Regions from separate parts of the Mus musculus genome. Here all the other regions are linked to region 3. Evidence: chromatin loops called from intact Hi-C (ENCODE). Cell type or tissue: heart. All regions are shown on one strand. Region 1 overlaps Fcgbp (Fc fragment of IgG binding protein). Region 2 overlaps Zfp850 (zinc finger protein 850). Region 3 holds the start of Psmc4 (proteasome (prosome, macropain) 26S subunit, ATPase, 4). Region 4 holds the start of Fbl (fibrillarin). Region 5 overlaps 9530053A07Rik (RIKEN cDNA 9530053A07 gene). Region 6 holds the start of Eid2b (EP300 interacting inhibitor of differentiation 2B). Region 7 has its middle 34 kb from the start of Dyrk1b.

Region 1 (4,000 bases), 50 kb after region 3:
CTGTGTGTCTGAGTGTGGTCCATGCAGTGAATGACTGTGTGTCTGAGTGTGGTCCAGGCAGTGAATGACTGTGTGTCTGAGTGTGGTCCATGCAGTGAATGACTGTGTGTCTGAGTGTGGTCCATGCAGTGAATGATTGTGTGTCTGAGTGTGGTCCATGCAGTGAGTGATTGTGTGTCTGAGTGTGGTCCAGGCAGTGAATGATTGTGTGTCTGAGTGTGGTCCATGCAGTGAATGACTGTGTGTCTGAGTGTGGTCCATGCAGTGAATGATTGTGTGTCTGAGTGTGTCCAGGCTAGTGGTGGGATATTTGTCTTCCATGCACAAAGCTCTAGATTCCCTCACTAAACAAAAGGACTGCTTTTCTTTTCACTTTGTTTGTTTGTTTATTTGTTTTTCCTTTTTTTTTCCTTTCTGTGTAGCCATGGCTGTCCTAGAACTCGATCTGTAGACCAGGCTGGCATTGAACTCACAGAAATCTGCCAGCCAAGTACTGGGATCAAAGTCATGCGCCACCACGTCCCAGCAACACTGCTTTTCTTAAGAACTATGCTTTATTAACATAGGTCAACTACAGAAAAGGAGCGCATTTGTGATCTCACTCCAGGCATCTTTTCATTACTGTGTTACTGTGTTACTCCCCCTCTCTGTCTCCTTTCTCTTCCACGTCTCTATCTGTCCCCGACCCTGACTTTCCAGTTTCACGTCCTTTTCCTTCCCTAACTTCCACGCGTGAGAGAAAACTTTATAATGATGGCACCATCGGCCTTCAGTCGTATCCATTTTCCCGCAAGCGGCGTGATCGATCACATTCTTCATGACTAAGTAAGGCTCCTCTGTGTATGTGTGCCGCATGTCTTGTCCTGTCAGCTGATGGGCACCTAAGCTGACCCCATCACCTGGCTACTTCGAGCAGTGAACAGCAGACATGGATGTGCAGGGACCTCTGTGGTGTGGTTGCTTGCCCGCCTTCGGGCACATACCCAGCGGTGGAGCAGGCACGCAGGGTCTCTGAGGCACTTCACACTCCAGGCACTTCACACTGATTTCCACAGGGGCTGCATCAGCTAACGTCCCCCCCAGCCGTGGATAAGGCTTTCCTTGCCCTGAGCCCTCACCAGCACTTGCTCATTTCCGTGATGACGGTCATTCTGGCTGGGCTGACATGAATTCTCGTTTTAAGTTAAATCAAGGATTTTGGCCACTTGCTCGCTGATTGTGTCCTTCCTTTGAAAAGTTTGTTTTCTGCCCATCTACTTGCTAAATTACTTGCTGTCTTGTGTTAATTTTTTTTTTTGAGTTCTTTATGTAGTCTGGATATTAGTCTCCTGTCAGATTAATGGCTAACGACTTCTCTCCCGTTCTGTGGCCTTTCCCTTCACTCTCTATGCAGAAGCTTTTTGATCTAGTGAAGTTTTATTTACCAGTTCTCTACACCGTCTCCTCAAGAGTTCATTGAGCTGTTAGCGACTGGTCCTGGTTTTTTCACTGTGTCCTCTAGCAGTTTTATAATCTAGGGACTGACCTTAAGGCCTGTCATCCATTTTAAGTTGATTTTTTTTACAAGGTAGTGTGGGGTGTGCGTGTGTGTGTGTGTGTGTGTGTGTGTGTGAGAGAGAGAGAGAGAGAGAGAGAGAGAGAGAGAGAGAGAGAGAGAGAGAGAGGTTTCTGTTTTCTATAAGGGGAAAGATGAGAAAAAAGGAAGCTTTGACCAAAGACAGGAAATTTTTTTTTAAAAAAAATGGAGGGAGAAGGAAAAAAGGGATTAAAAAATAAGGGTTAAGGCTGGAGAGATGGCTCAGTGGAGAGATGGCTCAGATGGCACTGGCTGTTGGCTGTTCTTTCAGAGGACCTGTGTTCAGTTCCCAGCACCCACATGGTGGCTGTGGAGAGACAGAGACAATGACAGACAGACAGAGTTTGTGTCTGTTCACTACCAAGGTTTGCATGTGTTTCTGCCCTCACCCACCTCAGTGGCTAGCTGCTTTCCTGCTGTCCCCGACTCACTCCTCAGAAATGATAGCAGTTAGTATGTGTGAACAGTCCACCTCCTTCCTGGCTGCTTTCAGATAAGGGAAACAGTGCTCACAGGAGTCCTGCCTAGAGCTGATCCCCAATGCTGAGAGAAGAAGGCTGGGACTTAAAAGGCCTCACCATAGACCATACTGGAGAGTGCGGGATCCTGCAGGTTGGACTTGGAGGAGTGAAATCCCCACTGATGTTGGTAAAACTCAGCTGGAAGCAGCCACCTGAGGTGTTTAGCTGATTAGCTAGAGAGCCAGGGTCCAACCTGCCTCTACTCACAGAGTACAAGCAGCGGCAGCAGGCAGAAGAGCAGCACAAGCTGTGAGGACAGGCACCCCTGCCTCCCGCAGACTCCCCAGCGCCCTCTGCTGACAAAGCTTCCAGGCCAATTTCAAACAGGAAACAAGTTTGAAGAGGAGCAAGTTTGAAGGCTGGACACCCAGACACAGAGCTGGAGCCACAGAGAGTGTGATACTAGAGGGGTCTCAAACACAAAAGTCCCTGGGGACCAGTCTTCAGAGACTCCTGAGGCTGGACTAGCACCCAGGGGCTGAATTTTGTAATGTGGGCCATCCAAACTGAGAGATTTAGACGCGGGGACCCTAGACATGAGATACGAAATTTCTGGACCCCTAGTGGTGGGTTCTCAGATGTAACACACAGCAACTCCAGGAATGAGGGCTAAGGTGTCAAGACACTAAGGTCTGGTCACAGCTGCAGCAACCATCAGAGATGACATCCCTAGCACAGACAGGCAGATGGCAGGAGCAGACATGCTTGTGGTGGGCAGCCCCTCACGGTACTTTCTCCTCTCCTCACAGACCCATGCCATGGTATCACCTGCCGACCACAGGAGACCTGCAAAGTTCAAGGTGGTGAGGGTGTGTGTGTGCCCAACTATAATTCCACGTGTTGGCTGTGGGGTGACCCTCACTACAACTCCTTCGATGGCTGGAGCTTTGACTTCCAGGGCACCTGCAACTACCTGCTGGCAGGAACGCTCTGTCCTGGGGTCAATGCCGAGGGCCTGACTCCCTTCACTGTCACAACCAAGAATGAGAACCGGGGTAGCCCCGCTGTGTCCTACGTGAGACAGGTCACTGTGACCACTCTCAACACCAACATTTCCATCCACAAGAATGAGATCGGCAAAGTCCGGGTATGTTAGCATGATGGTCCTGGAACACCCTGGGGCATGGGGCCAAATGAACCCTGGTGTTAAAAGCAGCAGTGAGGAGCTGGAAACTCACCATTTCCACAGAGGCATGAAACTACATAGAGAAAACTGCAGGAAATGGGGCACCCTTTACCTGGTAGTCAAGCGCAGCCCTCTGCTAAGAGCTTAAAGTAGACCCATGACGTCCTCCTTCACATAGACCAGTGTTTCTCAGCCTTCATAATGATGTGACCTTTCAATGCAGTTCTTCATGTTACAGTTACCCAAAGCCATGCAATTATTTTTGTTTGTGAGTGATAGCCGTAAGTTTGCTGTTATGAATCATAATGTGTTTACTGATGGTCTAAAGTGACCCCTGTGAAAGTCATTTGACCCCCAAACCTATAAGTTGAGAACTGCCAGAATAGACATAGATCTGAGCTCAGGTCCCCTCCTGATGAGGTCTGTGACACCATGCAAGGGACTGAACTCGGCAGGCCTTGATTCTGCCCGAAAACCCAGCACTGTGGTACCAGTTAGAGCTCAGCTCAGAGCCCCACTCCTTAAGCAAGCATCTGTCAGTGGTCGGGAACGAACGAGAGGCCCAGGCTCAGAGAACATCAGAGGAACTGGGGTGGGGGTGGGGGGCGGCAAGCATAAACCAAACATTCTGTAGATGGAATGAGGGTGTAGGGAAACAGTGACTTAGAGAGAGGCTGGAGCCAGGACAGAGTCAAAGCCTTCTGGTCAAGGGAGACATATAGAACAGAGATGCAGAAAGAGAGGGACAGGAAGGGAAACAAAAATGTGGGTAGGAGA
Region 2 (4,000 bases), 67 kb before region 3:
CCCTTGCCTTTCTTGACCTCCCTAAATTAACCTATGTTCTGTTGTTTGTACAGTTTCCATATTGCAGTCTTCTGCTTGTTCCTGGGTTGTCTTTGAGACATTTACTCTGTTTTTATTAATGTTGGCACTACCTACTTGGTCTTAGGTTTATGCAACACTCCTCACAATGACAAGAGAAGGAAATGTTTATTGACATAAGTTATATATTCTGAGCTATAAGACAAGTCTCCAAAACAAAACAAAACAAAAAAAGCCAGGCACTTGTGGTGCATGCCTTTAATCCCAGCATTTGGGAGGCAGAGAAAGGCAGATTTCTGAGTTGGAGGCCAGCCTAGGATACAGAGTGAGTTCCAAAACAGCCAGGACTACACAGAGAAACCCTGCCTCAAAAAAACCAACCAACCAAACAAACAAACAAACAAAATAAGACAAGTCTCAATGAATGTAAATGAATCTAAGTTATGCACATGATGTTTAAAAATGGAATTAAATTAAAAATCAAGGACAGATAACTGTATGACAATATATTAATTTCCCTGTTCCTAGGAAAAATAGCTGAGAAAGCAACAGAAGGAAGGAAATGTTTTTTGTTGCTCTTGATTCTAGTATTCAGTCCTTCACAGCAAGAAGAGGTCATGGTGGGAGGAGCTTGGGACTGATGGCCACACTGTCTGCAGAAGCAGAGAGAGAGTGACATGCTCATTTTCAGCTAGCCTTCTCCTTTTTATGTAGTCTAGGATATCGCTTTCAAGGTGTGTTTTCTCACCTCACTTAACCTCATGTAGATCATCCCTTACTGACACATCCAGAGGCTGACTCATCTAAGAGATCCTCATAGTCATGGCTAGAGGCTCCTCTCCCAGGGGATTCCAGATCCTGCCAAGATGACAATATCATAAACACGTTTACTAAGATACTGGAAACGTGAAAGTGTATGAGTAATAAAATAACTGAAATTGTATGTTTGAGTTATCCCTTTATGGAATATAATTTTCTGTTACTCAATGTCTTAGAGTGTTACTGCTGTGAACAGACACCATGACCAAAGCAATTCTTCTAAAAGATGAGATTTAATTGGGGCTGACTTGCAGATTCTGAAGTTCAGTCCAAGATCATCAAGGCAGGCGTGATGGAGGAGCTGAGAGTTCTACATCTTCATTCAAAGACAAACAGGAGAAGACTGGCTTCCAGGCAGCTAGGACAAGCCCACACCCATGGTGACACTCCTACTTTAACAAGGCCACACCTCCAAAGAGTGCCACTCCCAGGGGCAAGCATATTCAAACCACATTTGCCTTGGGATAAAAATAACAGTTGTGAGGGGTTGGGGATTTAGCTCAGTGGTAGAGCACTTGCCTTGCAAGCCCAAGGCCCTGGGTTCAGTCCTCAGCTCCGGAAAAAAATAAAATAAAAACAGGTGTGAAAGTTGTCAGACCAATTTGAAGTCATTTGTATCAGACTCTGGCTAGATGGAACTTCAAGGCCAAGAATGGAGGTTGTAGCTGTGTTGAGAATCCCTCCTTTCCCTTCCACCTTCCTGGCTTCACATTCACCTCTGCTAAATCTATTTCATGTGAGTGAGCCATGCCTCTCCACAGTAGACACAGATTTCCATCCTGTGTGGAGTGTGTGTCAAAAACCCATGTTTGTGTTTTGTGTCTATGTGAGTTTATGTCTCATGTCTGCTTTGGAAGCCAAAAGTGGAGTCTGAGGATGTGGTGGTGGGTGTGGCCATCCACACTTAGACTGGAATGGGGATCCTGGAAATCCTTGTATTGGCCTCCTTCTTTTAGACCCTCTTTTTAGAAGACGTGAATTAAGGCCATCAGAGAAAATAACCAACCATTTTGTGTTGGCCAATATCCTTTAGATTCCTTGGGCAGGAATCCCACAGAGCATGGAGACATTTGGAATTCAGGATTTCATAGCCAAATGTTAGATGCAAGCTTATCTTCTACTTTCTCCCAGAATTTTCCTCAGCACCACCTGTGTTTCAGGTGGCTACCATGTCTTACGTCTCAACCCCACAGACTCCACAAGAAAAAAACTACCCCTGTCCTGATCTGGTTGTCTCCCCTACTAGAAAATTCATTGTCCTCCATGACACTGACAGGCCCAATGTCTAGCATGAATACATCTGCAACTTCAAGTCTTAGATGTCACTCTTGTCTACTCACTGGTGTAGGCAGAGACTCATTCTTCCTTCTCATTATCACCTGTCCTGGTGTGATTTGTCTAGGAGTCATGAAGTGGGTTAGTGCATTTATCTCATATATCCTCTACAGGCACAAACTGCAAGTCTGATAGCTTTATAGCACTAAGCCATCTCTCCAGATGGCTCCAGAGACCAGAGTCATGAGATCTAGCCTGACACTTGGGAACTCCTTTGTCTAATTATTTTCTGTCTCATTTGCTTTTGAAACTTTTGTTTTTCGTTACAGCATCCAGAAGTCACAGTTTATGAGATGGTGTGACCCTAATGTCTTGTCTTCCAGCCTTCCCCTTTTGCCTAAGATGTCACACCAAGTCAGTATGTGCTTATCCTGCTGAGGAAGCTGTAGAAGATATCTGGTTACTACAGCAGCATTGTAGGTGTTCCCTGGTCTGCTCATGTCAATGGATCAAGAACCCATTTTGTAGCACTCAGATTTTACACACTTGACTGGACTCAGATTTTACACAGGGTGACTACAGAGCCACGACTCTGGGGAAACCATGCACTTAAAACCCACTACACAGACAGTGCTGTGCCACAGTTGCACTGGATGCTGCAGTAAGCATCTTGGATGAGTCTGTTCAGGGCCTTTGTCCCATTAAACCCACAGGAGCTGCTGAGATGAACAGTGCAAGAAGGCTCAACAGATCAAGCCGAATTGGAATCCCTCATGCTGAAGTTCCACGTGACCAAGCCATTTTGCAAAGCTCCTCCACTAGTTTATTTTCCCAGACTCCTTCCCCAGAAACTCCTAGTTCACTCTCCATATGGACCTCAGGGTAACAGATCAACACATGAGATTTTTCTACTAGAAACCTGGAAATCTTCTGTTGCATATAATGATCACCAGGCGGCAACAGGAGTGTAAGGATAAAAGCAAACACAAAGGGCTTCATTGCCCCTCAGTTGTCCACAGACTCATCTCCATTACTGTACCAGTATCAGCAAGGAGAAAGAATGGAGGAGTGGAACAGAAGAAACAAAATGAAGGCAGCTGGAGGAGGAAGAGGAGGAGGTGATCAAGGGTCCCCTTACCCCCAGCAAGGAGATGATCACAGTTTTAGTGATTTTTGTTTTTCTAAGAACAAGACAACTCTGCTATGAAATTCCTTTGTAAGTTCAATTAATTAAAAAATCTTTTCAATATATGACATCAATTTTTCACTTTGTTCATGATCTAAGAAAATCCATTCCATAATACTATCTTCCCTTTGCACAATGAATACAGTAGGGGAACGAGTTGAAGGTAAAATGAACAGAATACAATCACATTTAGAATCAACATGATCCACATATGCCTCTTGTAGTCTTTGTTCTAGAAGAGTCAACTCTTTATACTTTAGCTGACAGACATTTTGGACTGTTTAAATTTTCCTTGTATCATTTGAAACAAATTACTTAACTCATAAGTACTTAACCCAATTGTAGACCTCAGCCAGTTAATATCTTCCATTAATTTTTGAAAATCATTAAGAGTTTGCAATTGGTTCCTATGAAACCATACTTTTATTTTTTTAACTTTGCAGGTTTTTATTCAGATGAGATGCACAATCCATCCATGCATTCGAGAGCCCTCTTCCTCCTGCTAGAAGTTTGCCTTCCTGGTCCTAGTCTGAGTATCTTCTGGGCATTGGTCTCCTCCCCGTGACTCTTGGGTGTCACTTTCACAAACAAGTTTTTGGAGAACAAAACTCTGAAGAACTTTGGGTGGCAGTTGGTGCCGTCAACATTCCAAATGTCAAGGTTGGAAAGCCAACAGACCTGTAGCGTGTCCTCGTTCTGCGG
Region 3 (4,000 bases):
CTTTATCTAGAGCCTTTATAAACACACGGCTCAGTCGAGCAGCAGGAAAAGACAGGTAAGACACCAGAATCGTCAGCTACTGTAAGAGCAGGGTATGGATTTATGTCACTAGCATCTGTTGTATGCTGAGTCCTCAACAGAGCCAAACGTCTTTACACACAACCGATGCTTCCAGACAGCAGCTCCATATCCAGCAGCAGTTGTGGCGTTAACTCAGGCGAGGGAAGTGACCACCAGTTTGTTCAACTCAAACAGACTAGAACCACAAACATCAAAGGTACTCCAACCCACATGGTAAATTTCTTCTTGTTTGGAGACAGGGTTTCTGTATGTACTCCGGGAAACATACTAGGTAGACCAGGCTGACCTCAAACACACAAAGATCCTCTTGTCCCTCCGCCTCCTCAAGTGCTGAGGTTAAAGGCGTACACCATCACACTTGGATGGTGAAACTACACGCACACACGTGAATTGAGAGGCAGAAAGAGACATTCAGAAAATAAAGTATGTATCCACTTCTGGATCGGTCAGTACTCTGGCCATTCTATCACCCTGCCTTGCTCCCAGCCTGCCTCACCACTCACCTGTGGTGGAGCCCACGATGGCTGTGTTCTGATCCACAGCTTCCAAGAACTGACCGATGACCAAGGGGATGCTCTGGATCCGCTTCACCTCCTCCTGGGCGTGGAGGAATTCCTTCTTCAGGTTCTTCTGCTCGTCCTTGATATACTCCTCCTGCACTTCCAGGAACTCCAGCTCCTGCTGCAGCTTCTGCACGCACAGGGAGGGCAAAGGGTTGGCTGCAGCCTTGCCGTACCACAGTGGGAGGTGGGGGGGGGGGCGTATGTGATGGGGGATGGGAGGTATGCAGGAGCCAGCTTAGGGTTGAACACACCTTGTAGCGGCTGTACAGGTCCTCCAGGTCTTCAGGTTCGGGTCCCAGAAAGGACAGGCCGGTCTGCGGCCGAGACACGGACAGTGCTGGAATCTCATCCTGTAGACGGTAAAGACAACTTGGTGTTGGAAGCAGAGAATCATCTCGTGAAATCAGCGAAAGCGTTCTTCCTATTTCGCCACCAAGTCACCTATGTCTCCAGTACCTGACATCATTCACTATCTCTCAATAGATACAGGAGCTGCTCAGTCCCCTATGTAGATTGCTAATAGTAGGCCCCTTAAACAAAACTCATCATGAAAGTTTTGCAGCAGCTCCATACCGAACCTTAGCATCCCAGTCCCCTCAAGAGGTTCTAAAAGTCCCATGGATTTTAAAGTCAGAGTCACATTCAGAGTCTCATTACCCAGTTCTTCCCCTCCCCCCCCCAAAAGCTTTCATGTCAGATTCCCAACTCACGTTAAAGCCAAAGGTCACTCAGCCAAACCACAACCAATACTTAACGCCTCACCGTTCACGTCCCAAGCACAGTGAGTCCACTGGTCCCTTGGCCACGAACATACCTAGGCCACGGGGCCCCCATACATCATCCTCCACCTGGTCCAGACCCCAAACCGAAAAGCTAGTAAGCACAGCTCTCCAGGCCTCGCAACCGTTCTGTCTGAAAAGTCTTTAAGTTCAACGCCACTTTCCTCCCGCTCTGCTTTTCTGAGCTTTGCCGCCCTCCTGACAACATGACTACCCCGCCAGGCCCCGGGACCACCCAAAGCTCGACACCGAGGCCTCTGAAACCACCCAGCCCAGAGCTGGGATCCTGAGAACCCCTCAGCACCCCACTCATGTCCAGCTCCCGCTAAGAAACCCAGATCCCCACTGCACCTGAATCTTTTCCACCAAAATGCCTATCTCCTCCATAGTGACCAAGCCGGCCTCAGTGCAGCCCGGCCAGTCACGGCTTCCGCTGACGCCAACGGAAGTCCTTCACATAGAGCATCTTGGGAAACGTAGTTTTTAAGGTACCGCTGCGGGTTGACCTGACGGGCCGGATAACAGGAAGGGCGGGAAACTCTTAGCCCTGGGCTCCGCCCCCAAGATGGGTTCCTGCGCTCTGCGCTCCAGGCGCGCGCGCGCGGACCCGCAAGGATGTTGCGCGTGCGCAGTAACTCTTGTTCTGGCGCCATCCTGCTTCGCGGCCCGTCGCGCGTTGTGAAGGTTTCTCCAGTAGATGGCGCGGCCGAGTTGCTCTTGAAGAAAAGTCTCCAGAGGATTGATTGATTGATTTTAATATTATCCACTTTTTTACTTTCTTGTCTTTACAAAGCCAGCCCCGAACTGAGAATATGAAGATTAATCAAGTCCTGTCCTAACTTGTTAAAAACTCCAGAGCTTTGTTAGAAGGAATTCGCAGACATAACTAAGTATAAGAAACGAGAGGCACTAAAGAAGCCTTTAGTTCCACAGAAGAATCTCTTGACCTTCTCTGGCCGCCACCTGAAGAGAGAAGCAGAGGTCACAGAACGGCGAGGAGCCAATCAGATCGTACCAAAGCTGGAGAAACCGAGGCAGCTGCGAATGCAGATCTTTGCGGAGTCCTGTCGAATCTTTTCTTCTCTGTCCTCTTCACATTATTTTTAGGGGCTGTCAAGATGGCCCAGTGCTGAAGAACACTTGTGGCTCTTCTACAGGACCCGAGTTCGGTTCCCAGCACCCAGGTGGGGCAGCTCACTAGCATCTGTAGGCAACTCCTTCGGTTTCTGCAGGCACCTGCACTCAAGCACACGTCCCCGCTAGCAGAAACACACTTACACATAATTAAACGTTTTGAAAGGATTTTATATTTAGTTACGTGTACATGTGTATATCGGAGTGCGAATTTGTGCACCTGGATTCAGTACATGCAGAAGCCAGAAAAGGGCATAGGAATCTGTGGCACTGGAGTTACAGACTGTGTGCGCCATCTTTTCAGCCTCCTGTTGAGTTTTGATTGTTGTTATGGCTCAGGAACTTTGATATGCTAAGCAAGCCCAGCTAAAATCCTTAGTATGTATTATATTCTCTTCTACAAAGAAGGAAGCTGGTGCCAAGCACTGAAGTCACTTGAGCAACTGGTAAAGCAGGGTTAGAACCTAGATCTGTATTCCTTGTACCAGGGATATACACTACCACACTTCATAACAGCTATAGTTTTTGTTAAGTAAACTTTTTATTGGGGCACAGATAGGTAGCAGGCACAAATCATTATTTTCTAGCTACATAATGCTGCACAAATTGAACGTCCTATCTGTTCTGTATGGTATGGAGAATCTACAGTAGCTCTCACACTGGCTAGCAGGTGGGTTCCTTCCCTCCATCAGTTGAAGAATTAAAAGACAGAAAAACAGTGACCACAAAGTAAAGGTGAAGTTTGTTGGCAGGCAATACAAATAGTTGAGAGAGGCAGCTCTCCAGCTATTAGGAGGCTGTGTTTTTCTTTGGTTTTAAGGTGTCCCGCTGGTGAGTTCCACGCCACCTGTTCTCTGTTGATCTAATGGTGCTTATGTAGCTCTTCTGTAGCAGGCCTATGTCTTGGTCCACTGACATGGAAATAACTGAATTGTTGCCTGGCTGAGGTAAGTGTGGGCACCCCAGCACTCTCTCCTCTCTGTGGTGTAACAGGTAAGAGATCTGCAGTACATTAGAGGGGAGTGGCATATGTCTCAGAGAAATGGAAATTTACTGATGGGGCAAAAGCCTACGGAAACTCACTACTGGAGGCAAAAAGCCATTTAAAACAAGTAGAAGCACCATATAGATGACTCCCCATCAAGGCAGCTGGAAGAATCCCCATGGAGAGTCCCGGGCGTCTTCTTGAGTAATGCTTCCTAGGAAAAGCAAGACAAGCAAGCCTACAGATATCACCATCAGATTGGGTGCTCATAGTCATCCTTCAAAAATCACCTGGAAAGCCCCGGTGAGGCAGCCAGCTGGGCTTCTCACTGGAGAGATGTGGGCAGAGTAATCTCCTGTAGGGTGAGGCTTCCAAAGACAAGAACAAATGCAGGCAGCGGGTAAATAACATCAAAGAGGGCTCGTTCAGCCACCCAGCAGAAACCACTGCAGCCTGAG
Region 4 (4,000 bases), 120 kb after region 3:
CTAGTAGCTTTCAAAATTACTGGCTTAGCCAAGAGGCAGAGAGTGCAGGAAAACTCTGCTAATTAAGGTTGAAGTCCACCATTGACCGGAGAGCCTTCTGGAGCTCAGCGAAATATGGAGGACTCCCTTCATTGGCAGGGATTCTCCTTCTCTGACCTTGCATGGGAAGTTCACACACACACACACACACACACACACACACACACACACCCCTCTACCTGTGGAATATCACATAGCCTAAGCTCAACTTCCTTTCTCCTGTGAAGAACCTGGTTAGCTAGCACCCTAGATTCCTGAAATGCTTCCCCATGCTAATGAGACATTTCGGTACCTTAAGCCTTCAGCCAGTGATGTTTGCCCAACCTGGATGATCCTATGCCCAGTCTCCAAAATTATATAAGCCTTGGATCACCCCAAGTAAAGTTGATCTGTCTCCCTGCATCTGGTGGTGGCAGTGCCACCCTTCACCATATGTACTCACAGGGCTTCTGACACACACCCCACCTTGTGGACCAATATGGCTGGACAATCCCCAAGGGTGGAGAGAGTCACAGAGAGAAAGGGCACTGAGGAGAGTGAGGATCCAATCTTATATTCTAGCTTCATTCTGTTGCTATGTCCAATACCATGGCCTAAGCAACTTAGGAGAGGTAAGGACTTTACTGCATTTTGCAGGTTGCCATCAATTACTGAGGAAAGTTGGGAACCCGAGCAAGATCAGAGTAGAAACACTGGAGGAGCATTGCTTGCTGGCTCCTTCCAGGCTTGTGCTTACCGAGTTTTCTTATACAGCCTACAACCACATGCCTAGGAATGGTACCACCCCCAGTGGACTCTTCTAGGACACTCCATCCCTTATCAAGTTGATCCACAAAAACTTCACCTTAAGCATAACCATTTAATTCCTTGTCCCCCAAAGTCTTGTGTGAATGTCATAATTTAAAACACAGTCAAACATTTAAGTCTTTAAATTTTTTCAGCAGTCTAAAAGTCCAAGGTTTCTTTAAAAATTCCAAGCACTAGTGCAGGGCTCAGCCCTATATCAGTCCCACCAGCACCCAAAAGCCTGGGTAGTCCAGCTTCTCCAACTCTGCAGTCCTCAGCACACAGCTTGTCTCAGGTTTAACCTGGTTCCACATCACACCTGCCGCTGTTCTTGGTGGACATTCAGCAGTCTTGGCATCTGCAGTAACCTGGGACCTCCTTTGTAATTGAGGCCACACCTTCACGAGTGACCTCTCCACAGGGACTCTAACACCGCCATATGTTACCAAATCTCAGCTGCTCTCCACGACCCCTCTCATACCTTCACAACTAGTACTTCCTAGCTGACTCTTACATAGTACTTGCCAAGTTCAGACCTTATTGAACTTTTTAAATAAATAATAATAATAATAAAAATAGCCAGGCAGTGGTGGTGCACGCCTTTTATCTCAGCACTTGAGAGGCAGAGGCAGGCGGATTTCTGAGTTTGGGGCCAGCCTGGTCTACAGAGTGAGTTCCAGGACAGCCAGGGATACACAGAGAAACCCTGTCTCAAACAAACAAACAAACAAACAAAAAAAAAAGAATGAAAGAAAGAATTTAAATTAATTTTTTAAGAAATCCTAGGAGCTTGGGAGGTATCTCAGCAAGTAAGAAATCTTGCGCTGAGCAAGCATGAGGACTTGAGTTCAAATCCTAATGCCTGTCTTAAAAAATTGAAGTGGTCACCTGTGTGTCTGTAACACCAGGGCTGGGGTGGTAGTGGTGAGACAGGGGACTTTCTGGCCACCAGCCTAGCTCCGGGTTCAGTGAGGATCCTAAATCAAGAGAATAAGAGAGAGGGTGATAGAGCAGAACACCGTACATCCTCCTCCATTCTCTGCATACCTGCATGTGTGTGGGCACACACACACTCGTGAACACATACACACACAATGTGTAAGCACTAAAACATTTCAGTGTCTTACAGGCTTGTAAGAATCCCCTTTAATGCTTATTTTGTCTAAAACAAAACAAAAACCAGTGCTGGATGCTAGGGTGATTTGTCACCCTGGCAACCATCCAGCCCTTCCCTGGCACTTGGCTGCCTTGAATGACTACCATCCAAGCAAACCCCTCTTGGCAGCCAGCTGGTCTACTGTCATGGCAGCCTGGCAGCTCTTGAATGCTCCACAGACACCTCCAGGAAGCTATACTGCATGGACCACCACTTAATGCTAAAAGACAACTCCTGCTCTAGGAGGCACTATCCTGGCCCTGACTATCCCCAAGAGTTTAACATGGACTTTTTGCCATCAGAAGCCTCTATAATCCTTGGCAGCCACTTCACCAAGGCCAGAGGGAAACCATTTCCCCTGGTAACCCAACAAAAAGTCAGCGGTTAGTGCAAATGATCTTTCAGTTGCACGGAAGGCTGTAAGTTCTGGCTATTAGGACGCTTCTTCTGGAGACCGGTCGCTCCTGTGCTGCCTCCTGGTGGTGCAACATTAACACTGGGCCTTCTGCAACAGTTGTTGCTCGACTGATGTGATCTTTATCAGTAGGGTGGGCTGAATTCATGACCTGAAGAGGAGGAACAGAGGCAGAAACAACTGCAAACCAGCAGTGGCCTGGGAGCAGCTGCGACAACATTTGGGTGAGTGAAGATTTCCAGTAAGAGGCCAGGGGTAGAGAGCAGAAGCAGTGAGATGCCTGTTCTTCGCTGTAAAGGAGGGAGCTCTTTGAGCGGAAAAGGAAAAGGAAGGAGAAATAGAAAAGCGAAGTGTACCATAGGAGATCCCGAGTTCCAGCTCAGCCTGGACCCCACTGCAAAACCCTGTCATAAAATACAAACCTCAACAACAAACAGAAACATAAGGCTGTGCTGGAGAGATAGCTCAGCTGTGAAGAGAACATAATGCTCTTGATGAAGACTCAGGTTCGGGTCTCAGCACCTATTTGGCGGCTCACAATTAATTGCCGGTAACTCTAGTTCCAGGGGATCTGACGCCTTCTCCTGACTTCCATGGCGTATGCGTGGTGCACAGACAGACGAATATGCAAGCTAAACACTTCTAAGGATAAAATTTTAAAAATTTAAAGTCTTTGAAAAATAATAAATTTTTAAAAATCGGTATAACCCCTGATTCCTGGAGTGCTAGCATAAGTGAGAGGAAAAGTCGCAGCGCACTTGTGATAAAATTTGCCACTCTAGGAAAAAGTGAGGAGCGTAGAGACACGACAGAGCCGGAAAAGGATTCAGAACTCCCACCCAAGGGGCCGACTCCGACTTCCGGGAGACGGGACGCGCGTCTAAGGGGCGTGGTTACGCGCTTCCGTCACTCGCCGTGCGTCACCGCGCGCAGGCGCTCCTTTCCACGTGCGAAAGCCTGAGACTCGTGGAGTCGGGGACGCCGCAGGTTGCCTGAATCGCGCGACCAGAACGCAGTAATGAAGCCAGGTAAGGACCACGGTGCGGGCAGGAGTCGGGGGCTCTAGGCGCGGCGGGCGGGGACCGCGGCCGCTCGGGGCCGGGGGATGTGGCCGTGAGCTCGGCTCACCGGCCGGCCTACAAGCTTGCCGCCTCAGAGCGGCCGGTGCGGCCCTCCAGACCCTGACCCAGAGTTGGGGCTTGGATCTCCGAGCATTGCTTTAGGGGATCCGACTTGGGTCGCAGATGAAAGGGCCCCTGTCTCCACCCCAAGCCTTCCCTGTTGCCGCCGTCACCCACTGTCACTCCCTGTCAACGATACCTTGGTCCCCAACCCAGCTTCCCCCCGGGTAAATGAGGATCTCCGGCTCCGTGGTGTGCGGCGCTCGCGTGCACAGGCTGGCGCTCGCCGCGCTTCCGGGAGGGGCGGGACCCAAGGCTTGTAGGAGTAGAGGCTCTGGGGACCTGGGAGTCCCTGCTCTGTAGTGAGAGCGACTTTACTAGCCCGGCTATTAGCGGGGTAGGTGATTGGAATTGAGAGGGGTTGGTTTAGGTTTGGATTTTGAGAGCGTCTTGTCACGTGATCCTAGCTGGCCGAGATCCACC
Region 5 (4,000 bases), 100 kb after region 3:
ATGATGGATGGATGGATGGATGGATGGATGGATGGATGGATGGATGAGTTGAGCCCCAAAGCCATGCAGTACCTCAGCCTCACTGGCAATGGACCACACTGCTGCAGTTGCTTTGTATACTCCAGTTCCTTCTGTGCCTGAAACACTGGGAATCGGCCTCCGCCTCTGGTTACTGATAGCATGCTCTCTGTCCCCACAGCCAGAGGAGTCAGTTCTCATTGAAAACTGCCAGCAACATTGTGTGTGCCAACCAGGCAAAGGCATGATGTGCCAGGATCACAGCTGCAAACCAGGACAGGTGTGCGAGCCCTCAGGAGGCGTCCTGACCTGCGTCACCAAAGGTGCTGGGCAGTGTGGCTGGGCTGGTGTGGGGGGACACAGGACACGGGCTGTGTGGCTGGGCTGGTGTAGGGGGACACAGGACACGGGCTGGGAGCTGAGGGTGACAAGCTTCATGGTGAGAGGTTCAGAGGGCTGTGGATTGAGATGCCAGACCTTAGGCTGCGATTCTAGGAGCCAGAGGCAGAGGTCATGCAGGCTGGGTGTCAGGGGGCTTTAAGGCTGCGGGAACCCTGGGGCAAGATTTTGATGGTGGAGGTCAGAGGCCCTTGGAGTACTGCAGGATTGGGCGATCTTTTGTTCTCAAATGCAGTGACAATTACCTAAGTTTGCAGGCCACATGGCCTGGAGTAAAACTTCTCACTGAAAAGCAGATTTATTTACAACTGCAAGCACCAGAAGGTTCTGAGTTCTTGCCCAGGGGCTCATTGGGTTGGACATGGGGCTTCAGAAACCAGCATCGGAGTCCAGGAATCGCTGGGCTAATCAGAGCTCTGAGATTCTAAGGTGGTTGTCCCCAGGGTAGAAGCAGAAACAAAATCAAAGAAGAACCTTGACTATGGTACCGTCCAAGCAGAGGCTCATGATTTTGGAGATGCAGGTCTCAGAAGAGGCGCCCCTCCTTCAAAACTGGGGACACAGTTTTAACCTCAAAACGGTTTCTCAGGAAGGCAACCCTCTCGTGCAACGAACGAAGGAGGAGGACTCCAGAGTTAAGGGCCGGGCTGGGGTTCTCAGAAATGATGAGCAGGACTGCAGGGTCGCTGAGGGAAAGTCTGCATTGATCAGGGTCCCAGCAGGAGAAAGGAAGTTTACTATGGCAAGGGATTCACATATTTGAGGATGTGTGCGGCTAAGTCCCTGCTTAGCATATGCTGCACCCTGGAGTCCACCCACAGCTCTGGGGCTGGGGAAGGGCACTGCCAACACCGATTGCTATAGGGTAAGGAAGAGCGCATGCAACAGACGACTCATTGAGTGGCCCCTGCAGGGTTTCCTTCACCACATAAGAAGGCAGGGATAGGGAAGTGACATACCCTGAGGCTGTCTCAGACCTCACTGGCGAAAGCCTGGCTGAAGTGCTGAGAAAACTCAGCCGGAAGCAGCCAGCTATGTATCTAAGTGACCAGCTAGAGAGCCAGTATCCAACCTGCCTCAGGCCTCACGGAGTCACCCCCACTGCAGCAGCAGCAGCAGCCAGATGAGCAGCGCAGGCTGTGAGGACAGGCGCCCCTGCCTCCCGCAGACTCCCCAGCGCCCTCTGCTGACAAAGCTTCCAGACCGATTTCAAACAGGAAACAAGACAGAGGAGCAAGTTTGAAGGCTTGAGGATGACACACAGAGATTGTATGTGCACCCCATAACTAGAAACCTAGGGGAGGAAGTATAGAGGCACTAACACGGAGTCTTGGACATGAAAGCTCTCCAACGTAATCATCAGTACTGAGACTCCTGAGGCAGAACACAGTGCCACCTGCAAATGGAGCTAGTGCCTCAGGCCATAAGATGTAGACTGGGGACCAATTCAAAGTGTGAGACATTGGGACCCCAGACACGGAAATCTCACCAGGAAATCCCAGGACTGGGGTCTTGAGCATAGAGACATAGGGTCCAGAAGAAGGTGTTTGATCCTCCCTGGAACTGGAGTTACAGACGACTGTGAGCCTCCATGTGGCTGTAATGAGCCAACTCCAGGCCCTCCATGAGAACAACACATGCTCATAACTGCTGAACTCCATCTCTCTGGCTTTTCCCCAGAGCAACCCTAGGACCTAGGACTTAGGTGTCAACACTGTTGCCTGGAATCTGGTCTCCCTCCTAGCACATTCAGAGCCAATATGCCCGGTACCTCGTGGGGTAGATTCTGGGAACAGCCGTGTTGGTGGTAGGCAGCAGCTCAAGAATATTGTCTCCTCTTTCCATAGACCCATGCCAAGGTGTTACCTGTCGGTCACAGGAAACATGCACAGAGAAAGATGGCAAGGGTGTATGCAGAGCCAACTATGAGTCCAAGTGCTGGGTGTGGGGAGACCCTCACTACCATTCCTTTGATGGCCTGAACACTAATTTCCACGGGACCTGCAGTTACCTGATGGCAGGAACTGGCTGCCCTGGCACTGGTGCTGAGGGGTTGACCCCCTTCAGTGTCATTACCAAGCATGAGAGCCAGAGCGACCCTAAGGTGTCCTACGTGAGGAAGGTCACCGTGAAAACCTACAACACCAGCATCACCATCCACGAGAAAAAGACTGGCAGAGTTCAGGTATGATTAGTGGGACCTAAGACTCTAAGAAGGCCAGCGTTGGGAGAGACCTTGATCAATCAAGAGATCTAAAATAAACCCCAATGGCAGATCTCTTTCCCAAGAGCCTGAAATAGTGGGTTAGAATGTCAGCCAGGAAAAGCCCTTGGCCAGGGTAATGGAGGAAGCGGGACAACAGAGGATACAGCTCCACCCGCACTGCTCCCTGACCCCTGCTGGACTCCCTCTCTCCCCAGGTGAATGGAGTTTTCATGGCCTTGCCTGTGTACTTGGCTGGTGGGCGGATTTCAGTGATTAATGGAGGCTCAAAGGCTGTGCTGGAGACTAACTTTGGGCTTCAGGTCACCTACAACTGGAAGTGGAGGGTACACGTCACACTGCCCAGCAGCTACTATGGTGCAGTGTGTGGGCTCTGTGGGAACATGGACAAAAACCCCCAAAATGACCAAGTCTTCCCTAATGGCACAATGGCACCCTCAATACCTACCTGGGGTGGCAGCTGGCAAGTTCCAGGGTGGGACCCTCTTTGTTGGAATGAATGTCAGGGGTCCTGTCCCACATGCCCAGAGGACAGAGTGGAGGAGTATAGGGGTCCTGGCTTCTGTGGACCTCTGGACCACGACACAGTGGGTCCCTTTACCAGCTGCCATGCCCATGTGCCTCCTGAAAGCTTCTTTGAGGGCTGTGTGCTGGACGTCTGCCTGGGTGGTCAAGTCAAAGACATACTATGCCAGGCACTGGCTGACTATGCTGCTGCCTGTCAAGCTGCTGGCATCAAAATCGAGGACTGGAGGACTCAGGCCGGTTGTGGTGAGTGGTGGGGAGCAGGACAAGGCCTGGGCACGTGACACTGGCTCTGCTGGGCTGGGCTGGCTTCACTCTCACCCTTTGCAGTCTTTCAGCTGGTTTCTGTTCATGCCTGTTTCCTGGCTGTGTCTGTCTGGTCTGCAGCTCATCTCTCTCTGTCTGCCCTTCACGCCATCAGCTCTACTTTGTCACTTCGTCCCTCTCTGACTATGTCACTGGATCTGCAAGTCTCTCTGTCCCCTTCTGTCTCTGTTGATGTCTCTCCCCACTCTGTCCCCATAGGCCAGTTCAACATTGTTCTTGGTTTCTCTCTCCTTCATCTACAGAGATCACCTGCCCTGTCAACAGCCACTACGAGCTCTGTGGCCCACCCTGCCCAGCCAGCTGCCCACCCCCTGCACGACACACAGCCCCAACTGCATGTGATGGGCCCTGTGTGGAGGGATGCCAGTGTGACAAGGGCTTCGTCCTGAGTGCTGATCAGTGTGTTCCCCTGGATGGTGGCTGTGGCTGCTGGGTCAATGGCACATACTATGAAGCAGGCACTGAGTTTTGGGCTGATACCACCTGCTCTAAGAGGTGTCACTGTGG
Region 6 (4,000 bases), 230 kb after region 3:
TGTCCTGGCTTCCTTTGGTGATGAACAGCAGTATGGAAGTCTAAGCTGAATTAACCCTTTCCTCCCCAACTTGCTTCTTGGTCATGATGCTTTGTGCAGGAATAGAAACCCTGAGTTAGACACCCACACACGTGTACATACACATTCACACAAAAGTACATAAGCACACACCTATAAATAAAAATAACACATTTTTAAAAAGAAAGCTTGTTGAATTTTGTCAAAGGCCTCCTCAGGTTATGAACATAACAGACATGGTACAACTTGTAATCCCAGCAGCAGCAGGGAGCAGCAGGGAGCAGCAGCAGCAGCAGGGAGCAGCAGGGAGCAGCAGCAGCAGCAGGGAGCAGCAGCAGCAGGGAGCAGCAGGGAGCAGCAGGAAGGTGCTAACTTGGAGGACAACTTGTGCTCTGTAGCAAGACCCTGTTTCAAAACCGAGAATCTACAGATGCCATCCTAGGTTATGTCAGATGCACCATGACGAATTATGGGATCATGTTGAGACTAACACAGCATGGTCTTTATATTCTTTTCAATTTTACTAACAAGCTTTTTTGTGTGTATGACAGGGTCTCACTGTGTGTAGCCCTAGATGGATTAGAACTCTATGTAGACCAGGGTGACCTTGAACTCACAGAGCTCCTCCTGCCTCAGCCTCAAGTGCTGATTGAGCCCAGAGCAGCACCACTGAGCTACACTCCCAGGCAGTACGAGTGCATCTCCCACAGTATATACATAGTGCCAGAAGACAGCTTGCAGGAGTTGGCCTTCCTCCCACTCTGTGGGTCCAGGGGATGCAACTGAAGACATCCTCAGCATTACCTGCTGAGCATCTCGCTGGTCCTCTAACCCTAGGCTTATTTTTACTTTGAGTCATGGTCTTAGTTGCCCAGACTGTCCTTGAAGTCTGTAGCCCAGGCTACCCTTGAACTTTTTCGGCATTGGACACCTAGGTAGCTGGGGTTACAGGCTTGAGCTCCAGATGCGAGTGTTGGGGACAGCATTGACAGGTTGGAGACATGTGGCCTCTGGGTTCCTCAAAGGCACGAGAAGGCAGGTGCAGAGTTGATTACGTGGCGGAGATACAGCTGCATTTCAGACTCTTAGCACACTTTTCACATTAGCCCAGGCTGGCCTAGAACTTGCCAAGTAGCCCAGGACGAACATAATCTCATCTTCCTGCCTCTACCTCCCAAAGACTGGGATTGCAGCTGTGCTCCACCACGGGTAGCCCTCTTGTTTTCTGAGATTATCGACAGGCAGTGGCCACCCTAGGAGATTCAACAGTGTATTACACTCAAGTAAGGGAAGTGCTGCCACTGCGTGGGGGAAAGAGGCATGGAAGTGCCGAGAGAAACGGCTACACCAACCGTAACGAGCAAAAATGAAGAAAATATGCCAGCAAGATGGATCACTAGGTAGAGGCATTCACTTGCCAAACCTGACAACCTGAGTTTGGGTCCACATGGTAGGATGGAACTGACTCCTAAAAGTTATCTTCTGATCTCCATACACCTGCCGTGGCTCGAACTCGTGTGCGCACTCAAAGCTAAATGTGACACAGAAGCCAGAGTAGAGCACAACTGACTAGCACCTTGAGTTCAATAAGGTTGGAAGGAGAGAAGGCCACGACGTTGACCTTGACCTCCACAGCTGCACGGTTCCGACTTACACAGACACACTAAAAAACAGTCCGGAGATTAAAAGCACTTTTTCTTTCAGACAACCCAGGTTCAGTTCCCAAAACCTGTGTGGTAGCTCAAAACTACCTTGCTTCCTCCCTCCCCACCTTTCCTTCCCCCTCCCCTCTCTCTCTTCTCTGTCTCTCAGATAGGGGTCAAACCCAAGACCTTACACCCTAGGCAAGTTCTCAGCCACTGAGCTATCTCTAGCCCAGTTCACAAACACCCTGGAACTCTAGTTACCGATACCGTCTTCAGATTTTCTTAGGATCCAGACACACATATGGCTTACATATACAGATATGTAACAAAACATCCATATATGTGTTTGTTTGTTTGTTGAGACGGGGTTTCTCTGTCCTGGATCTGGCTCCAGAGATCCACCTGCTTCTGCCTCCGGAGTGCTGGTATTAAAGGCGTGCGCCGCCACCACCGCTAATTCCAGTTTTCTGGAGGCAGAAGCAGGCAGATCTGAGTGTATATATGAGTTCCAGGCCAGCCAAATGTACATGGACGCTGCCTCAAACAAGGCAATAAAATAATAATAATAATAATAATAATAATAATAATAATAATAATAATAATAATAATAAATTAAAGTATGTGATGCCGCCCCTGCTGGTTCAGAACTTGAGGCGGCCGTGGCGGTAATGGCACATGGCACCCCTAGAGGGCGATAGAGGTCCGGGCACCCGTCCTTGCGCAAGCACTTTTGTTTTCCAGGGCGCCGAGGCCCGCGCATGCGCACATCTTCACGCTGCCGCCGGAGCCGGTGCTTCTGAGGATTCAACGGTGGCAATGTCCGAGCTTCCCGGAGAGAGCAGGATCCCGGACCTGAGCCCCATGAACGGCGTCGGCGACGTCCTGCAGGTGGGACTGGGCGGAGGCAGTCCGGTCCCCGAAGCCCAGGAAGACCCGCTGGCCACAGCCTCCCAGCCCATGGCGCCGGCCCCGGGCCTGGCTCCCGGGCAGTTCCCCGGCGTGGCGGGCCTGATGGCGATCCCGCACGTCCACGCGCCGCTCCTCCTCCTAGAGCTGTACGAGCAGCGGATGTTCCAACACTATCTGCACACCAACCCCCTGATCCCCACCAGGCTGCTCCACGAAATCGAGGAGCGCCGCCGGCTGTTCGTGGAGGGCTGCAGGGCCAGGGAGGCGGCCTTCGACGCCAACCCCCCGCAGATGGACTCGCACGCCCGCGCCTTCATGCTGGCGCTCACGGCCTCCGACGCCCGCGGCCCCAACGCCGACTGAGGGGTGGCCTTCACCTATAACCTCCGAGGAAGGAGGCCGGAGGACCGGACTTCAAGGTCATCCTCCGCCATGTAGCGAGTTGGAGGCCAGCCTGGGCTACAGGAGACTGTCTTTTAAAAATAAAAAATAAAAATAAAAGATTGGTGGCCAGGAAGTCAGGTGACTCCTAGAATCAAGGGCAAAGGCAGATGTCTGGGCAAATGTCATGAGGTGGGGAATCCATGCCAGAATCCAGCCGTGGGCAGGGTGGAATGAAGCAGGCCGGGAGAGAGAAGGGCACTTGAGGCTTGAGGCTGACAAGCAAAGAGGACTCTTCTGACTTCCACCTTGTGACTGTCAGCAATCTTTCCCTCCCCTGCATTTGTTGAAAATCATGGTTGCTTCACTGCGAAGGACGATGGTTTTGCAAAGATGAAGTCTAAGAAATATCAATGAAAAAGACCATAGAAATCAGCGGAGATGCGGGAAGAAACCAGGGGATGTGCTTGCTAGATTCTGTTCCTCCCGGGTTTTACTGAGTAAGAAGAAAGCTGTAAACCACTTGGACATTTCAGAATTGAGGGTCGTCCCATCGTCAGCTGACAAGATCCATGTATCGTTACTTCTTGTGTTTGATGTTCTGTAGACGAGTTGTAAATATTCAGATAGGGAAAACCATGTATGTGTTGTGAGATGAATATTTTTCCAGACCTTGTGTAGTTGTAACCATGCGGAAATAGATGAGTGATTATTTAAATAATACAGACACAAGACTCAAATTCTGCAAAAGATACTATGGGAAGTTAAACTTATCTGCCAAATTGAAAATAGGTATCCATACAGATTTGTGTTTTCTGTAGGGTTTTTCAAACAGATTTTATAAGGCATATATGAACTGGTACCAGTCTAGTTATCCCCCAATCTTGGGTGCTGAGGATGGACCCCAAGCCTTCTTGCCCTGCTCCCATTCCTTCTGAATCAAGGTAGGGTAGGGTTTTGGCTCAGTGGTTAAAGGTGTCTGCTGCTAAGCCTTATTACTGAATTTGATCCCTGGACCCAAGAGGTGAAGGTGGAAGAATCCACAC
Region 7 (4,000 bases), 160 kb after region 3:
CTACAAGAGGTCAAATTTCAGACATTTTTTTTCCGTTCTTCACCCCCCCACACACACACATCCCCATGGCTCTAAGGATGGAACCCAGAACCTTGTATATAAGCAAGTACTCTCACTGAGCCACGCCCCCAGCCCCTCCCTGGGGGATTCTAGGCAGGGGCTCTACCGAGAACAGAAGGATCATGAATTGGATGCCAGACTGGACTACACAGTATGAATCCATCCGAAGAAGTGCAGGGCAGAGCCAACATAGTCTGCAAACCTCCCAGCCTGCCCCTGGCCAGGAAGCAACATCATCCAGCTGGGAAGAGTGGAAATTGAAGCTTAGTTGTCCTGTTATCAAAAATACCTTTAGGAATCCTTCAGGATTTTTCTTTCCAATAAGCGGGGTTGGCTAGGGCCTTGGACAGGAACACCTATTGCTGGGATGGGACATCTTCTGAGGGGTCCATTTGCCTCCAGCCTCCATAAGGATGGAGAGTATATGATGCCATTGACAATCTCATGACATGCTCCCTCCCTCCCTCTTTCCCTCTCTCCCTTTGCCTTCCCCTGTGTGTGAGTGGGGGAAAGCATGTGTCATGGTTCCCTAGAGTCACAGAACTTATGGGAAGTCTCTATATAGTAAAGGAATTTGTGAATGACTTATAGTCTGCAGTCCAACTCCCAACAATGGTCAGCAGCAGCTGTGAATGGAAGTCCAAGGATCTAGCAATCGCTCAGTCCCACAAGGCAAGCAGGCAAAGGAGAGAGTAAATCTACCTTCCTCCAATGGCTTCCATAGGTCTCCAGCAGAAGGTGTGGCCCAGATTAAAGGTGTGTGCCACCATACTTTGTCCCAGATGACCTTGAACTCAGAGATTTCCCTGTCTTAATCTTCTAGGATTAATAGCCACTATGCCTCAAGATCTCCATGCCAAGGATTAATAGCCACTATGCCTCAAGATCTCCATGCCAAGATCCAGGTCAGAAATTTGTATCTCCCAGCCTCCAGATTAGGATCACAGTTGAGCCTTCCAATTCTGGATTGTAGATCATTCCAGATATAGTCGAGTTGACAACCAGGAAGAGCCACTGCAGCGTGCATGCACACATGCAGCATGCATGCACACATGCATGGTGGGCAGCTGGAGAACATATATGCACATGCAAGTGTAGGCTGGGGCTCAGCATTGAGTGCCATCTTTAACAGCTCTCTCCCTGAACCTAGAGGGTCACCAGCTCAGCTAGCCTAGCTTGCCAGTAGGCCCCAAAGGTCCCCCTATCTCCACCTCCCCAGCTATGGTGCAAACCATAGGTGCAAACTACACCTGGGAATCCAGTCTCACATGTTCATGCCTGCAGAACAAACTTTACCAAGAGACCCATTTCTCAGACCCACTTGTGGTATTTTGTTGTCTGCTATTTTGAGTGGTGAATAGGACCCAAAGCCAGGCGCCACCACTGAGCTCCATCTCCGACCTTTCATTTTGCTTGGTTGCTTACTTGTTTCTTTTTGAGACTCTGTAGCCCTGGCTTTTCTGCCTGGAACTTGTCGTGGTGAGTCTTCTGCCTCAGCCATCCAAGTGCTGAGATTACATACAAGCACCACCACACCTCGCCGCTCCCAGCCCTTGCTTGGTGTGTGGGTCTTGTTTTGATTTAGGTTTATTTGTGTGCATGAGAGTTACAAACGCTTGTAAACTCTTGTGTGTGTGTGTGTGTGTGTGTGTGTGTGTGTGTGTGTGTGTGCGCGCGCGCGCGCGCTGGGAATCCCACCAGGGACCTCTGCAAGGGCAGGCGATGCTCTTAATCGCTGAGCCATGTCTCCAGCCAGAAGAAACATGATGGGGCTTTGTAGCTCAGGTTGGCCTCAAACCGGTGATACCCCCTCCTCCTCCCTGGGCTGGGATTACCGCCGTACGCCAGTCAGTTATGGCTCCTCACCCCACCATGCTTAAGGGTGCCAAACGACCCACAGCCACCTAGCCATCTCCTTCACGGCCCTTTGACTCTTTCAGAGTGCATGCTTCCTAGTCCCCTGTTGCCCTTTGTCGCCTCCCGGCGGCTGCTTTGCACACTGCAGATTTTCTAGCCCCAGTCACTTCCCAAAGCGGGCTAAGGAATCAGGACCAGGGCTAAGGATATAGGTTGCTCCTGACCCTGGTGAACCCAGAAGAAGCACCATTAGCCAAGAAAATCTGTTACTCAAGGTGAAACCAACATCTAGGATGAGAAAAGTGTTCAGAGTACAGAGGAGTCGGGAGTCACAGAAACCAGGAGCCACTGACGTCAACAACTCACCTGCCATGCCTGGAAACACACACCCAGGAACAGACATTTCTGGGAGACTGGGCTCATATTTGGCCCTGTGCTGACAGTGGCAAGGAGCCCAAACAGAGCGACAAAACCGGGCATCGTGGTGTCTGCCTATAATGCCAATATTTTTCAGGTGGAAGCAAGAAAGTTAGTTTGAGACCAGCCTGGGCTACATGCTACCCTATCTCAAAATCCAATAGCCAGGCACTGAAGTGCACACTACTAGTCCCAGCACTCGAGAGACAACGGCAGAGGATTCTCTGTGCATTCCAAGCCAGCCTGGTCTACGTACAGAGTGGACAAGCCAGGGCTACATGAGACCCCCAATATGTATCTATGAGCGGGAAGACGCTGGGTCACTGAGCTCTGCAAACTGGACATGGGAGTGTCCCTTTGGCACAGACCTTGGCAACGACAACTAATCCCAAAGAGAATAATGGTGGGAGCAGGAAGTTAGAATGCTTCCCCAACAGCCTGCGGGCACAGGTCAGCTGTGGCTGGGATCCAGAGTCAGTATAATGACAAAGCCCCAGGAGACCCAAGAGATCTTTCACTTGGAAAAACTGAAGCCCATGAGGATTCACCTCAGACAAAAGCTCTGACAGCTGCTATTTCCTGTGTGTATGTGTGTCTCCTTGTGTGTCCATGTGTTCTGGTGTCCACAGAGGCCATGTGCCACGCACTCCGATCGAGTCAGCTTGACAGGCCGAGAGGCTTAGAAGCTACTCACGAGGCAAAGAGTTTCATGGAAACTCACCTCCTGGAGTCTGGCGTCCTCTCTAACCCATACATTAATATTCCATTCCCGCATTAGTCTGGTGTATGGATCAACGTGCTCTCTTTTAGTATTATCTTATTATAAGTGCCTTTTAAGATTGAATTCTGACATAGCTAAGCCTTCACCAGTGTTCCAACAGTCCTAGAACGTCCTTGAGCTAGACCATGGGCTTGGAATTCAGTAAGAATGTTGCCTATTCAGTGACATTCAGAATTGCCTCTGGCATTACACTATCACTTTGAATAAAAGCTAAGTCACTGCCCTACACAGGAATTTACCATCTTCTAGGAAGAAGGAAGTTTGAGACCTAAAGAGGAACCAGAGTAGATACTTAGAACTTTAGATAGCTGAGTTACACCCATACACACGCATTTACAATGGCCTAGGGGGAAGGTGGACTATACAATAGACTAAAATAGGAACTATGGCAAGGGCATGAAGCCCTTGACCCTGGCTTCTAAGATTAAGTGAATCTTAGGTGGAGCTCTTTTTGATCCCAGTTGTTAACAATGAATTCTATCCCAGGTGGTTCCTGTTAGAATTTCTGTGTTTGTATTCCTCTGTTTTGTGTAAGAATCCAGTAACCTCTTTGTACCTTGCTGGTGTGTCACCCAACTTCCTGATTTTCTTCTGTATAAAAAGTTTGATGCTCAATTTGACAAATTACATTCAGATTCTATACAACCTCTCCTGTGTGCATCTGTCTGTCATTCAATCCAACGCTCTGCCCACCTGTGACTAGAGACCCATTCCATGCAGACAAAGGGGCCCAGAGGGTCTGTGGCAGCCATTGGATCCCCTGTGATTAAATTTACAAGCAACTGTGAGCCACCATGTATATGCTGGGATCCAAACCTTGGTCCTCCTCTAGAGCTGTAAGGGCTCTTAATCCGTGAGACATCTCACTAGCCCAAAACTAATTTT

The links. Hi-C counts contacts between places; a loop is a spot of excess contacts. Peaks named below come from ENCODE experiments on the same cell type or tissue, not always from the same donor. Only the 100,000 strongest peaks of a DNase experiment are listed, where the experiment ranks them.
Region 1: it touches region 3 in a loop (5-fold over the local background); 6 of 42 quality-filtered maps call a loop at or near these places.
Region 2: a loop joins it to region 3, with 4 times the contacts of the local background. A loop is called at or near these places in 2 of 42 quality-filtered maps.
Region 4: it touches region 3 in a loop (5-fold over the local background); 19 of 42 quality-filtered maps call a loop at or near these places.
Region 5: a loop joins it to region 3, with 4 times the contacts of the local background. A loop is called at or near these places in 23 of 42 quality-filtered maps.
Region 6: a loop joins it to region 3, with 2.2 times the contacts of the local background. A loop is called at or near these places in 2 of 42 quality-filtered maps.
Region 7: a loop joins it to region 3, with 8 times the contacts of the local background. A loop is called at or near these places in 10 of 42 quality-filtered maps.

What each region holds. Positions count from the first base shown.
Region 1 is chr7:28,098,352-28,102,351 of GRCm38, forward strand. It overlaps Fcgbp (Fc fragment of IgG binding protein), which reads left to right. Exons shown (of 20, transcript NM_001122603.1): 11 at 2,847-3,184. It also overlaps the pseudogene Gm21925. Among named protein-coding and RNA genes, the nearest start is that of 9530053A07Rik, 29 kb to the right of the region's middle. In heart, a CTCF peak has its summit at 2,397 (motif pointing left); no DNase peak of the experiment used is centred here.
Region 2 is chr7:27,981,152-27,985,151 of GRCm38, forward strand. It overlaps Zfp850 (zinc finger protein 850), which reads right to left. Exons shown (of 6, transcript NM_001254951.1): 6 at 3,320-4,000. It also overlaps the pseudogene Vmn1r-ps87. Among named protein-coding and RNA genes, the nearest start is that of Zfp780b, 4.0 kb to the left of the region's middle. In heart, no CTCF peak of the experiment used is centred here; no DNase peak of the experiment used is centred here.
Region 3 is chr7:28,048,209-28,052,208 of GRCm38, forward strand. Psmc4 (proteasome (prosome, macropain) 26S subunit, ATPase, 4) reads right to left here and starts at 1,884. Exons shown (of 11, transcript NM_011874.2): 1 at 1,775-1,884; 2 at 896-994; 3 at 585-771. The coding sequence starts at 1,810. In heart, no CTCF peak of the experiment used is centred here; a DNase peak (open chromatin) is centred at 1,963; H3K4me3 peaks cover 2,331 bases; H3K27ac peaks cover 1,380 bases.
Region 4 is chr7:28,166,395-28,170,394 of GRCm38, forward strand. Fbl (fibrillarin) reads left to right here and starts at 3,354. Exons shown (of 9, transcript NM_007991.3): 1 at 3,354-3,424. The coding sequence starts at 3,415. Gm31024 (a long non-coding RNA gene) reads right to left here and starts at 2,468. Exons shown (of 2, transcript XR_001778069.2): 1 at 1,714-2,468; 2 at 879-1,531. In heart, a CTCF peak has its summit at 2,468 (motif pointing left); DNase peaks (open chromatin) are centred at 2,487, 2,966, 3,307 and 3,737; H3K4me3 peaks cover 2,087 bases; H3K27ac peaks cover 1,887 bases.
Region 5 is chr7:28,150,454-28,154,453 of GRCm38, forward strand. 9530053A07Rik (RIKEN cDNA 9530053A07 gene) reads left to right here. Exons shown (of 20, transcript NM_001164655.1): 10 at 200-341; 11 at 2,265-2,602; 12 at 2,839-3,412; 13 at 3,736-4,000. Among named protein-coding and RNA genes, the nearest start is that of Gm38976, 4.0 kb to the left of the region's middle. In heart, a CTCF peak has its summit at 1,619 (motif pointing left); no DNase peak of the experiment used is centred here; H3K27me3 peaks cover 1,358 bases.
Region 6 is chr7:28,275,301-28,279,300 of GRCm38, forward strand. It overlaps Eid2b (EP300 interacting inhibitor of differentiation 2B), which reads left to right and starts at 2,406. Exons shown (of 1, transcript NM_001177427.1): 1 at 2,406-4,000. The coding sequence starts at 2,481. The coding sequence ends at 2,936. In heart, a CTCF peak has its summit at 2,353; a DNase peak (open chromatin) is centred at 2,431; H3K4me3 peaks cover 1,018 bases; H3K27ac peaks cover 801 bases.
Region 7 is chr7:28,212,309-28,216,308 of GRCm38, forward strand. No RefSeq gene overlaps it. Among named protein-coding and RNA genes, the nearest start is that of Dyrk1b, 34 kb to the left of the region's middle. In heart, a CTCF peak has its summit at 2,037; no DNase peak of the experiment used is centred here; H3K27me3 peaks cover 359 bases.